Linked DNA regions of Homo sapiens: region 2 is linked to region 1. Evidence: chromatin loops called from intact Hi-C (ENCODE). Cell type or tissue: dorsolateral prefrontal cortex. All regions are shown on one strand. Links, peaks and the distances in the headings refer to the core of each region. The heading gives the core; the rest is flanking DNA.

Region 1 (5,383 bases), core at 142-5,141:
ATAAAAAATGATGAATTCATGTCCTTTTTAGGGACATGGATGAAACTGGAAACCATCATTCTCAGCAAACTATTGCAAGGACAAGAAACCAAACACCGCATGTTCTCGCTTATAGGTGGGAATTGAACAATGAGAACACATGGACACAGGAAGGGGAACATCACACACCAGGGACTGTTAGTGGGGTGGGGGCAGGTGGGAGGGATAGCATTAGGAGATATACCTAACGCTAAATGACGAGCTAATGGGTGCAGCACACCAACATGGCACATGTATACATACGTAACAAACCTGCACGTTATGCACATGTACCCTAAAACTTAAAGTATTATAATAATAAAATTTAAAAAAAAGAATCTAAGAGCCATAAAAGACAGAAGAACATGTCATTCTGGCAGAGGATTCTCTATGTTCCTAGAGGGCTTTGAGGTATAGTGAAGGGAAAAGTTAAAAATACAAAAAGCAAAAGCAGCTCCTTTCATGGGGCTGTTTGTTGTCAGAGCCATAGGTCTTGTTCAAGGAGCTGTGATCACCGCTACTTCATGTTGGTAGCTAGGGCACCCAGATAGAGTACAAGTCTTCAGAATGGTGAGGAGCAACGAATGGCTCTGCCCTGTACAGGTAAGAAAGGTTCTGCCTGGTATAGGTAAGAATGTCCGCCCTGTGGCCAGAACAGGATGCTCTGGAGGAGAGGGGCTTGGTCTTAACTGGGTCAGAGCCAGGTTAGGAAATGGACCAGCAGCCCAGGGGGCCAGTCCACAAGGACCACTACACATCACTGGGATACTTTGGAAATAAGATGTCTATTAACTCAGATTTTTCTTAAACCACAGGTGGAATGCAAATTGGTCCCAATATTGACTAGAAATTATCTTCAGATAGAAGCAAATGGCAGTGTCAGCCAATGCAGACCTACCTCTGGAGAAAATGTTTGCCACTAGCTTTTATAAACTGCAAGATTCAACTATGGAACATGCAAGAATTGCCAACTGACCATCACTTAAAAACAAAATCTGGATAGATAAAATTTTGGAAGTGAGAAATGCATGATATAGTGCTGCTTCCTGGGGGGCCAGTTGTTTTGTTATTTATACTTTGAACCTTTAAAATCTTTTGGCGCAGCATGCTGGCTCATGTCTGTAATCCCAGCACTTTGGGAGGCCAAGACAAGCAAGTAACTTGGTCCCAGAAGCTTGAGACCCACCTGGGCAACATGTGAAACCTTGTCTCTACAGAAAAAACACAAAAATAGTCTGGGTGTGGTGGTACATGCCTATAGTCCCAGCTACTTGGGAGGATGAGGTGGAGGATCATCTGAGCTCCAGAAAGTTGAGGCTGCAGTGAGCTGAGATCTCACCATTGCACTCCAGCCTCGGCAACAGAGTGAGACCCTGTCTCAAAAAACAAACACACAAAACAAAAGAGAGAGAGAGAGAGAGAGAATAAACTTTCTAAGCAGTTGTCTGATTTGTGAAATTGCAAAAAAAAATTTGAAGAGGGGGCACAGAAAAGGAGGAAGTGTTCTTTAGTCAGTGAATAGATGAAAGGAATTTGTATTGAACACACACGTTATTCACTTGAACACATTTGTTCTCTGTCCCCATCGAATACAGGCTGAAGAAATATTTAGAGAATTCTGGCTTGAAAGGGTAAAAAACTAACAACCTGCCCCAGTCAGTCCCCCATGGTTACTGAACTCTGGAAGATTTTGCTGGAGAAGTCTGAGAGTCCAGTTCTACAATTTTACACAATTTGTTAAATGTAAAACATTGCTTTGGCTTCACTTACTGATTTTCCTTTCTCTCCCATTTCTGACTAACTCAAATTTACTGGGTGCCTGCTATATGCCAGGATCCAAATGTTGAACATAACTTATTTTGTTTCATACCCAAGGGGCTGTAAAGGACACACAGACTGTGAGCGCAGACACATTTTAGACTTGCACTGTCCAATACGGTAGCCACTGGCCACATATGGTTATTGAAATTTACATTTATTGTAATTAAGTAAAATTTAAAATTCAATCTCTCAGTTGCACTAGCTATGTATTAAGCACTCAATAGCCACATGTGGTTATGACTATGCTGCTGGACAGCACAGTTATAGAGCATTTCTATCACTGCAGAGAGCACCATTGGATAGCACAGTTTTAGACCTTTCAGAGTTGTCTCTACCTCCTGTGAAATCATTTTAAGCAGAAAAGCTGCCATTCATTGAGCACTCCTCTGGGCCAAGCAAGCAAGATTCTGGGTCAGTTACATAAGATCATCTCACCACAGCTCACTGCCTCACGTCTCAACGCATTTTAATTTTTTTTTTTTTTTTTTTGTAGCGCCGTGGTCTCACTTTGTTGCCCAGGCTAGTATCGAACTCCGGGCTTCGAGCAGTCCTTCTGCCTCAGCCTCCCAAAGTGCTGGGATTACAAGAGTGAGCCATTGGGCCCAGCCTCACCCCATTTTAGAGATGAGGAAACCTGAGGATAGAGAGGCCAAGTAGCTTTCTTACCATCGCACAGCAAGTGAGCGGCAAAGCCCAGGGCGTTTGACTTTAAAGGCTTTGATAATTCTGATGGCCCCACCTTCCAAGGGCATTACCCCCAAGTGTGAGTGAGAGCACCACTGTGGACAAGAAAGAGCCGCTGGGGATCCTGGCCCTTTTGACAGGAAAAGTGGCCATGGGGTCAGACAGGCTAGAGGACCAAGGCTGGTTCTGCCAATGACCATGTCAGTGACATTGCCCAAGCCACTTAGATCTCTGAATATATGTACAGTGGTGGAGCTCACCTTGTAGAGCTATGAGGATTAAATGAGAATATACACATAAGCACTTGGCACAGTATCTGGCACACAGTAGCCATTTAGTACATGGCACACATGAGTATTACTTCCGGAGTGAATCCTTTTCTTCTGTTTAAGCAGCAAACAGCAAGAGTTGCCTTGCTCCCTGCAATACACATTTCTGAGTCTGGCATGCCACCTGCTGGTCACTCCTGGATATACCATCCAGTCCCCTGTTCTCCCCAGAAGGGCCAGTGCCCAGAGTGTTCCCAGGAGACTGGGCTGTAAAACAGGAACATCCTAGCTGAGTATTCAGATTTTTTTTTCGTAAAGTCCCTTTCACATTGTGGCTCCTCTGAGAACTTAGGATAAGCTTAGATCTTGCTAAGTTTGCTGAAATCTTCTTTGTTGCCAGGCAGATAGAGAAGATGGACTTCTTTGGGGCCCTGTGCTCAACGTTAGGCTATGTTGCCAGGGTCTTCTAGCTGCAGGCTATCTAAAAGCACAGGGTCTTTACTATTATGGCTGGCATTCCCTTCGATCTGATGCTGAATATAAGTCCCACCTCTCCACCCCATATCCTATCAATCTAAAAGTCCTGTTGGGTTTTTCTCTGTGAAATATATTTAAAATCTGTCTAAGCCCCTTCATATTCTCTGCCACCATCATCCCTCACCTGGACCACTGCATTAGCCTCCTGATCTTCTTGCATCTCCTCCCTTCCCCCTGTTGTCTATTCTTCACGCAGCAGCTAGAGCTGTGGTCCTACCTGCTGTAGCTATGGAATGCCTTGGGGAACATTCAAGACCTACCAACACCCAGGGGCCAAACCCTGACTAATTAAATCAGAATCTAGGGGTAGTGGGTAGAAGGTCTCTCAACATTCGTAGCTCATGAAAGCTCCTGGATGATTCTTTTTATTTTTATTTTTCGAGACAGAGTCTTGCTCTGTCACCCAGGCTGGAGTGTAGTGGTGCCATCTCGGCTCACTGCAACCTCAACCTCCCAGGTTCTAGCGATTCTCTGGCCTCAGCCTCCCAAGTAGCTGGGACTATGTGTGTGCCACCACACCCAGCTAATTTTTTGTATTTTTAGTAGAGATGGGGTTTCACCATGTTGCTCAGGCTGGTCTCAAACTCCTGACCTCAAGCGATCTACCTGCTTTGGCCTCCCAAAGTTAGATGATTCTTTTGTGCATCCAGGATTGAGAATCACTGAGCTTCCAGTTCAGACCAGCAGTAGCAGCATCTCCTGGAGGGCTTGTTAAAATACAGACCGCTGAGTTCCACTCCCAGAGCCTGTGATTCATCAGGCCAGAAGTGGACCTGCGAATTTCCATGCCTCACAAATTCCCAGGTGACCCTCCTGGGCTGAGGTTCACACTTTGAGAACTACTGTTGTAAAAATATAAGGTGGACCATGAAACTCCTGTTTAAATGACTTATTACACTTATATATGTATATTTTAAAAATTCACCTTCTGTACCATGGCCTGTCAGGCAGGGTGAGACCTATCAATCTAGAAGTCCTGTTGGGTTCCTAGCTCCTGGCCTCTCACACCCTCTGCTAACCACTCACTGGCCTCCTATCTGCCTCTTGACCACCGCAGGTGGTCACCTGAAGACCTTTGAAAGAGCCTTTCTCTGCTCAGATGGTGCCCCCTTTAGCTCTTCTGCTGTCTGATTGTCTCTCAGTCTTCAGGGCTCATAGAAATGTAACCGCCTCAGGGAGACCTTCCCTGAATGTCACATTCAACATATGTCTCACCTTCCCCTCAGCCCTTGTTCTCTATCTCAGCAAACTGTTTATTTCCTTTATCTATTACAATTTGCAATTATGTTATTTCTGTTCACTTAAAATACATTTACCTCTCTGCCAGAAGACAAACTTTAAGAGGGCAGAAACTTTGCCTTCTTGTTCACTCCCTGGGACATAGTAGGTACCCAATAAATGGTTACTGAATGAAGGGTTGAAGAGAAGCACGAATCAGGGAGTAAAGGTTAGAAGTAATAGTACTAATAGAAGTGGGAGCCCTGTCCTGCTTCTGTTATATCCCCCGAGGGCTTCCTGTGTGCTCATCTTTTAATATTACATCTTTAATTCACATAACCGGGCAAGGTAAGGTCATATTCTCTTCAATTTACACATGTGGAAATGGAGACCTAGAAAGGCCGGGACACTTGGCTGAGGTCACACACATCAAAATGGCAGAGCTGGCCATGAATTCAGGCTGCCTGTATCCACATTCATCCTAAGATATGGAAGGAAGGAAAAAAGAGGCAGCAAAAGGAGAACTGGAAAAGCTGTTCCCGCAGGGCATTTTTTTATTTTGCTCTAAACTCGTAGCCAAGGTAAAAATATTAAAACAGAGCTGAAATCAAAGAACCCTTGACCTACTTTCTAGGTCTGATTCTCCCAGAACCTCTTCAGAAGAGAGTGATCAGGCAATGATGGGTGTCTCAACTTTTAAGACTTTTAAAATTGCTGGCTCAGAGCCTTTGGAAGAATAGCACAGGCAGGAAATGGCAAGGCAGGATCTGAACCCAGCCCAACTTCCTGCACAGCCTGCCCAAGCTTTCGCACACAGCACAGAGAGTATCTCATTC
Region 2 (5,383 bases), core at 310-5,309, 300 kb before region 1:
GTGATTCTCCTGCCTCAGCCTCCCGAGTAGCTGGGATTACAGGCACTCACCACCACACCCGGCTAGTTTTTTGTATTTTTAATAGAGACAGGGTCTCACCATGTTGGCCAGGCTGGTCTCGAACTCCTGACCTCGATCCACTTGCCTCAGCCTCCCAAAGTGCTGGGATTATAGACGTGAGCCACCATGCCTGGCCTCATTTTAACCATTTTTAAGTGTACAATTCAGTGGCACTGGGTACATTCACAATATCATGCAATCATCACCACTATCTCGTCACAAAACTTTTTCATCATGTTAAACAGAAACTCTACACCAAATAAATAATAATTCCCCATTTCTCCTCCCCTCAGCCCCTGGTAACCTCTAATTTACTGTCTGTCTCTATGAGTCTGCCTAGTCTAGATACTTCATATAAGTGGAATCATGCAATATTCGTCCTTTGTGTCTGCTTATTTCACCTAATATGTTTCCAAGGCTAATTTCTGTTGTAGCATGTGTCAGGACTTTGCTTGTGGCTATTATTTCACTGCATGTATATACCACATTTTGTTTATCCATTTTTATCTGTTGACGGAATTTGGGTTGTTTTTACCTTTTCACTACTGTGGATAATGCTTCAGTGAATGTTGGCGTACAATTATGTTTGAATCTCTGCTTTCAATTATGTTGCATATATACCTAGGAGTGGAATTACTGGATGATATGGTAATTCTGTTTAGCTTTTAGAGAAACTGCCAAACAGTGCTCCAAAGTGGCTGCACCATTTTACATTGTCACCAGCAATGCACAGAAATTCCAGTTTCTCCACATCCTTACCAACATTTATTTTCCAGTTTTTAAAATTATAACCATCTTAGTAGGTCTGAAGCAGTATCTCATTGTGGTTTTGATTTGCATTATATTAATGACTAATGATGTTGGACATCTTTTCATGTGCTTATCAGCCGACCGTATATTGTCTTTGGAGAGATGTTGATTGAAGTCCTTCAGTCATCTTTTAACTGAGTTGTCTTCTTGTTGAACCGTATATATTCTGTATCTTAAACCCTTATCTATACCATGATTTTATTTCTGTCTCACACTGTATCCTCCTATAGGTAGGCAGAGACCCAGGTGATGGGGGCTCCATATGGAGATATGCCTCCATGAGGATGGCAGCAGAGAAAAGGATGGTTGGAGCTGAACACTGGCAGTGAAAAGCTTTTTTCCTGGATATGATACATGTGACTTCTGTTCAGGTTTCATTGGTGAAAGCAAGTCTCATGGACATGCCTAACTTTAAACGGACTGAGAAAGTACATTCCCCCTTTGTGCCTGGAAGAAGAAGGAACCAACCATTTGTAAATAGCCATAATCCCTGCCACAGCAGGGAAAGAAGAGAGTACTATGTAAACAGGATATTACATTTTGCAAAGGTAAACACAAGTGATTCTCTTTATTCATGGCAGTTATGTGCTATAAAATCACAGCAAACACTGAATTTCTGAATACTAAACATTCCTCCTAGGAGAAATATGGGGTTAGGTTCCTGTGAGCCTCTGGTCCCAACATTTTCGTTAACCCATTAATCCATAACCTTGTTTCATGTGTGTTTCTTTTTAAGGGCAACTTACTTAATATGTATTGTTGATTCATTAACATTTAACTTATGGCCAACAGCACTATAACTCATGCCCAACAGCACTATAACTCATGCCTGACTGAAGATTATCTAACATACATATTTTCTTTCTTTCTTTCTTTCTTTCTTTCTTTCTTTCTTTCTTTCTTTCTTTCTTTCTTTCTTTCTTTCTTTCTTTTCTTTCCTTCTTTCTTTCTTCTTTTTCTTTTCTCTCTCTCTCTGTCTCTTTCTTTCAGACTGAGTTTCGCTCTTGTCATCCAGGCTGGAATGCAATGGCACGATCTCGGCTCACCACAACCTCCACCTCCTGGGTTCAAGTGATTCTCCTGCCTCAGCCTCCAGAGTAGCTGGGATTATAGGCATGTACCACCATGCCTGGCTAATTTCGTATTTTTAGTAGAGATGGGGTTTCTCCATGTTGGTCAGGCTGGACTCGAACTCACTACCTCAGGTGATCCGCCTGCCTCAGCCTCCCAAAGTTCTGGGATTACAAGTGTGAGCCACCGTGCCTGGCCTAACATACGTATTTTCTCCATAAAGCACATCACAGCCTTCTTGCTTTTAGAAACACTAGATGGCACTTCACTATGCTTGGGGCTATTTTAAACAGTGAAATCACCAACAAAAAGCATAGGATGCAAAAAAGTGGCCCTAAATAGACCACTTGTTTATTCAGTCTGTGAGCTGGAATAAGAAAGCATAGAATTAGCTGTTCTACCTCAGCTGGCCATGTATGCATTAGGCAATTCAAATTTTTTATCCCTCAGTGTATGCCTGTTAATGACCACGAGAGTGCTGCAAATATTGATTTTCAGGGTACAAGTAAAGTCTGCAAATGACCATGAAAGTGCTGCCGCAAGTATTGATTTTGGGGTTACAAATAAATTTTGGCAAGTGGGCACATTTGCAAATACAGAATCATGAAAAATGGGGATCAACAAAATTATAAACCATTTGATCACCAAGGAGTAAAGGGCTGAGCCAGGATTTAAATTTAGGTCTGACTTCAAAGCTCATTCTCTATCCATTCCACCCCACTGTCTCCCAAAACTAGTCAAAGGATTACACTCTGTCCTATGTATTTGATGAATCAATGAGCAGTGTAGTCACAGTTCATTCTTCAAGCTTGCAATTCCTGCTAAAACCTTAAATACTAAACAGGCCAGAGTGGCTGCTTAATCATGAAAGCCACATGGATCAGTTTGAACTCCAAAGAAGGTAGAAATCAACTGCATTATTGAGTAATGTGCATACTTTGAATGTTATGTGCGTATGTTATATAATGAGGATTATGGGAACTAACTCAGGCTTGGTGAATTTGTTTCCCCTTTGGTCTGTGCAAGAGAAGTTAATGTGCCCAGGTTCATCCTCAACAAAGACCATGTGGTCCTTGAAGGGACTGCTCCAATTCCTGAGAGTTATCTATGTATGTATGTGTTTATTTATTTTGCGGTAAAATATACAGAATATAAAATTTAGCATTTTTACCACTTTTCAGCAGCATTAAATACATTCACATAGTTGTGCAACTGCTACCACGATCCTTCTCCAGAACTTCTTTTATCTTCCCATACTGAAACTCTGTACTCATTAACCACTCACTTCCCATTCTCCTCCCCTTCAGCCCTTGGAAGCCACCATTTTCCTTTCAGTATCTACAAATTTGACAATTTGAGAATGATTTTTTTTTTTAATAAAGTCTCACTCTGTCACCTAGGCTGGAGTGCAGTAGCACTATCTCTGCTCACTGCAACCTCCACCTCCTGGGTCCAAGCAATTCTCCTGCCTCAGCCTCCTGAGTAGCTGGGATTACAGGCATGTGCCACCACATCCGGCTAATTTTTGTGTTTTTAGTAGAGACGGGGTTTCACCATGTTGGCCAGGCTGGTCTCAAACTCCTGACCTCACGTGATCCACCCATCTTGGCCTCCCAAGGTACCAGGATTACAGGTGTGAGCCACCGCCCAGCTGAGAGTGATTTTTATTACGTGTTGGGAACAAATGTTTTTCTGTGGTAAATTCTCTGAAATTATGGTGAAAATCAATGGGGAGAAAATGAGTCAGACAGTGTGTCTACACTTACATTTAAGTCCTTTCATAAGCAACTTTCCTTCTGTTTTTAATAAGACAATCAAGGATCACAGGGAAGATGCTGGCCCCAGCAATCAGAATCTATAACAAATGAAATGATCTGGCAACTCATTCGTGTGTAGCATTTTCATTGAGAAGACCTAGGAAATAAATCACCACTGATAATTGGGCAAGTTATAGCTTCTGAATTATTAGTCTCAGGCCATTCACTTTGTTATATTTTACAGATTATAGAATTCCGTTTATACAGTACCTCTTCCTGGCTCACGACAGAGTCTTCTGATTGCTCTAGGAGTGGCATGAGAAGCAACAAAAGGTGTTAGCCAACAATTGTGAGAGACAAGCACTCAGCATCAATGAGGCTCAGACCCAAAAAAGCAGTTCTGGCAGGCATCCTTCCGCATCCTGACAGTCCCAACATCCAGACTAAAACAACGCTCATCCTCTTGCTATCACAGTCTTCATCCAAAACTGGAGATACTGTTAGGTGGTTAGCCAACAACATTGCCTTACTCTACTAGTGCCCTTTAGTTTTGGTTATCTATTATAATTATGTCCTTTCTCTTTGTTGCCTATAGCATGCTTTCCCCTTGTTTTAGTTATTCTACTGACAGCTCTTCCAGATCCTTTCGGAAACTAGGCAGAAAATGGATTGAAAAGAAAAAAAAACAATCTTAACTTTTCTACCACATGTTTAGGAAGTAACCTTTGAAAATGGGAGTTTCAGAATCCGTTGTTAATGTGTTAAGTGAAGGGAGCAAAGATGTGTGAAAAATAACAGACATAAAATGATCTTAAAATTCTTAGTATTCATATGATTTTGTTTTAAAGAGAAACTACCCAAAATTATATCTTACTTTGGCTTGAGTGAATATGAACCCAAGGTCTGGTGAATTGATTCAGAAGTATATTGAGATGCAGGCTACTCAAGGCGGGAAGAAAAATCTTTCATGGGTAATCTAAGATGTGGCATTAAAACGTGTGTCACAGAAGATCACTATTAAGAAGGAAGACAAAAATGCTGAATAACTGGAGCTTTGTTAAAAGTGATAGAGGGAGGAAAGCACAGCAAGTGCAAAGGCATGAGGTGGGAGGAAGCTTGGAGTTCTTGAAGAGTGGCCCTATGGTCTGAATTTGTACCCCCAAATTCATGTGTTGGAAACTTATTCCCCAATGCAACAGTGTTGGGAGATGGGACCTTTTGGAAGTTGCTTGGAATAGATTAATGCTGACATAAAGAGGGCTTGTGGCCAGGCGTGGTTGTGGTCACTCACACCTGTAATCTCAGCACTCTGGGAGGACAAGGTGGAAGATCCTTTGAGTCCGGGTGTTAGAGACCAGCCTGGGCAACAAGGTGAAACCCTGTCTCTACAAAAAATACAAAAAGTAGCTGGGAGTGGTTGTGCGCATCTACAGTCCCAGTTACCTGGGAGGCTGAGGTGGGAGGATGGAGGATCATCTGAGTGCAGGGAGGTTGAAGCTGCAGTGACCTATAATTGCACCACTGCACTCTGGCCTAGGTGACAGAATGAAACCTTGTCTCAGAAAGAAAAAAAAAAAAAAGGACTTGCTGGAGTGGGTTCATCTCTTCTGTTCTTCTGCCATGTGGGGACACATTCCCTCTTTTGCCCTTTGGCCTTTCACCACCTGAGGATGCAGCAAGAAAGC

What was found. Peaks named below come from ENCODE experiments on the same cell type or tissue, not always from the same donor. Only the 100,000 strongest peaks of a DNase experiment are listed, where the experiment ranks them.
Region 2: a loop joins it to region 1, with 3 times the contacts of the local background. A loop is called at or near these places in 5 of 110 quality-filtered maps.

Annotation. Positions count from the first base shown.
Region 1 is chr3:64,481,618-64,487,000 of GRCh38, forward strand. All of the region lies in intron 3 of LOC105377123 (a long non-coding RNA gene), which reads right to left. Among named protein-coding and RNA genes, the nearest start is that of PRICKLE2-DT, 39 kb to the left of the region's middle. In dorsolateral prefrontal cortex, for the core only: CTCF peaks have their summits at 2,970 (motif pointing left) and 3,180; a DNase peak (open chromatin) is centred at 2,994.
Region 2 is chr3:64,177,237-64,182,619 of GRCh38, forward strand. The region is part of intron 2 of PRICKLE2 (prickle planar cell polarity protein 2); the gene reads right to left. Among named protein-coding and RNA genes, the nearest start is that of PRICKLE2-AS3, 7.6 kb to the right of the region's middle. In dorsolateral prefrontal cortex, for the core only: a CTCF peak has its summit at 2,230 (motif pointing right); no DNase peak of the experiment used is centred there.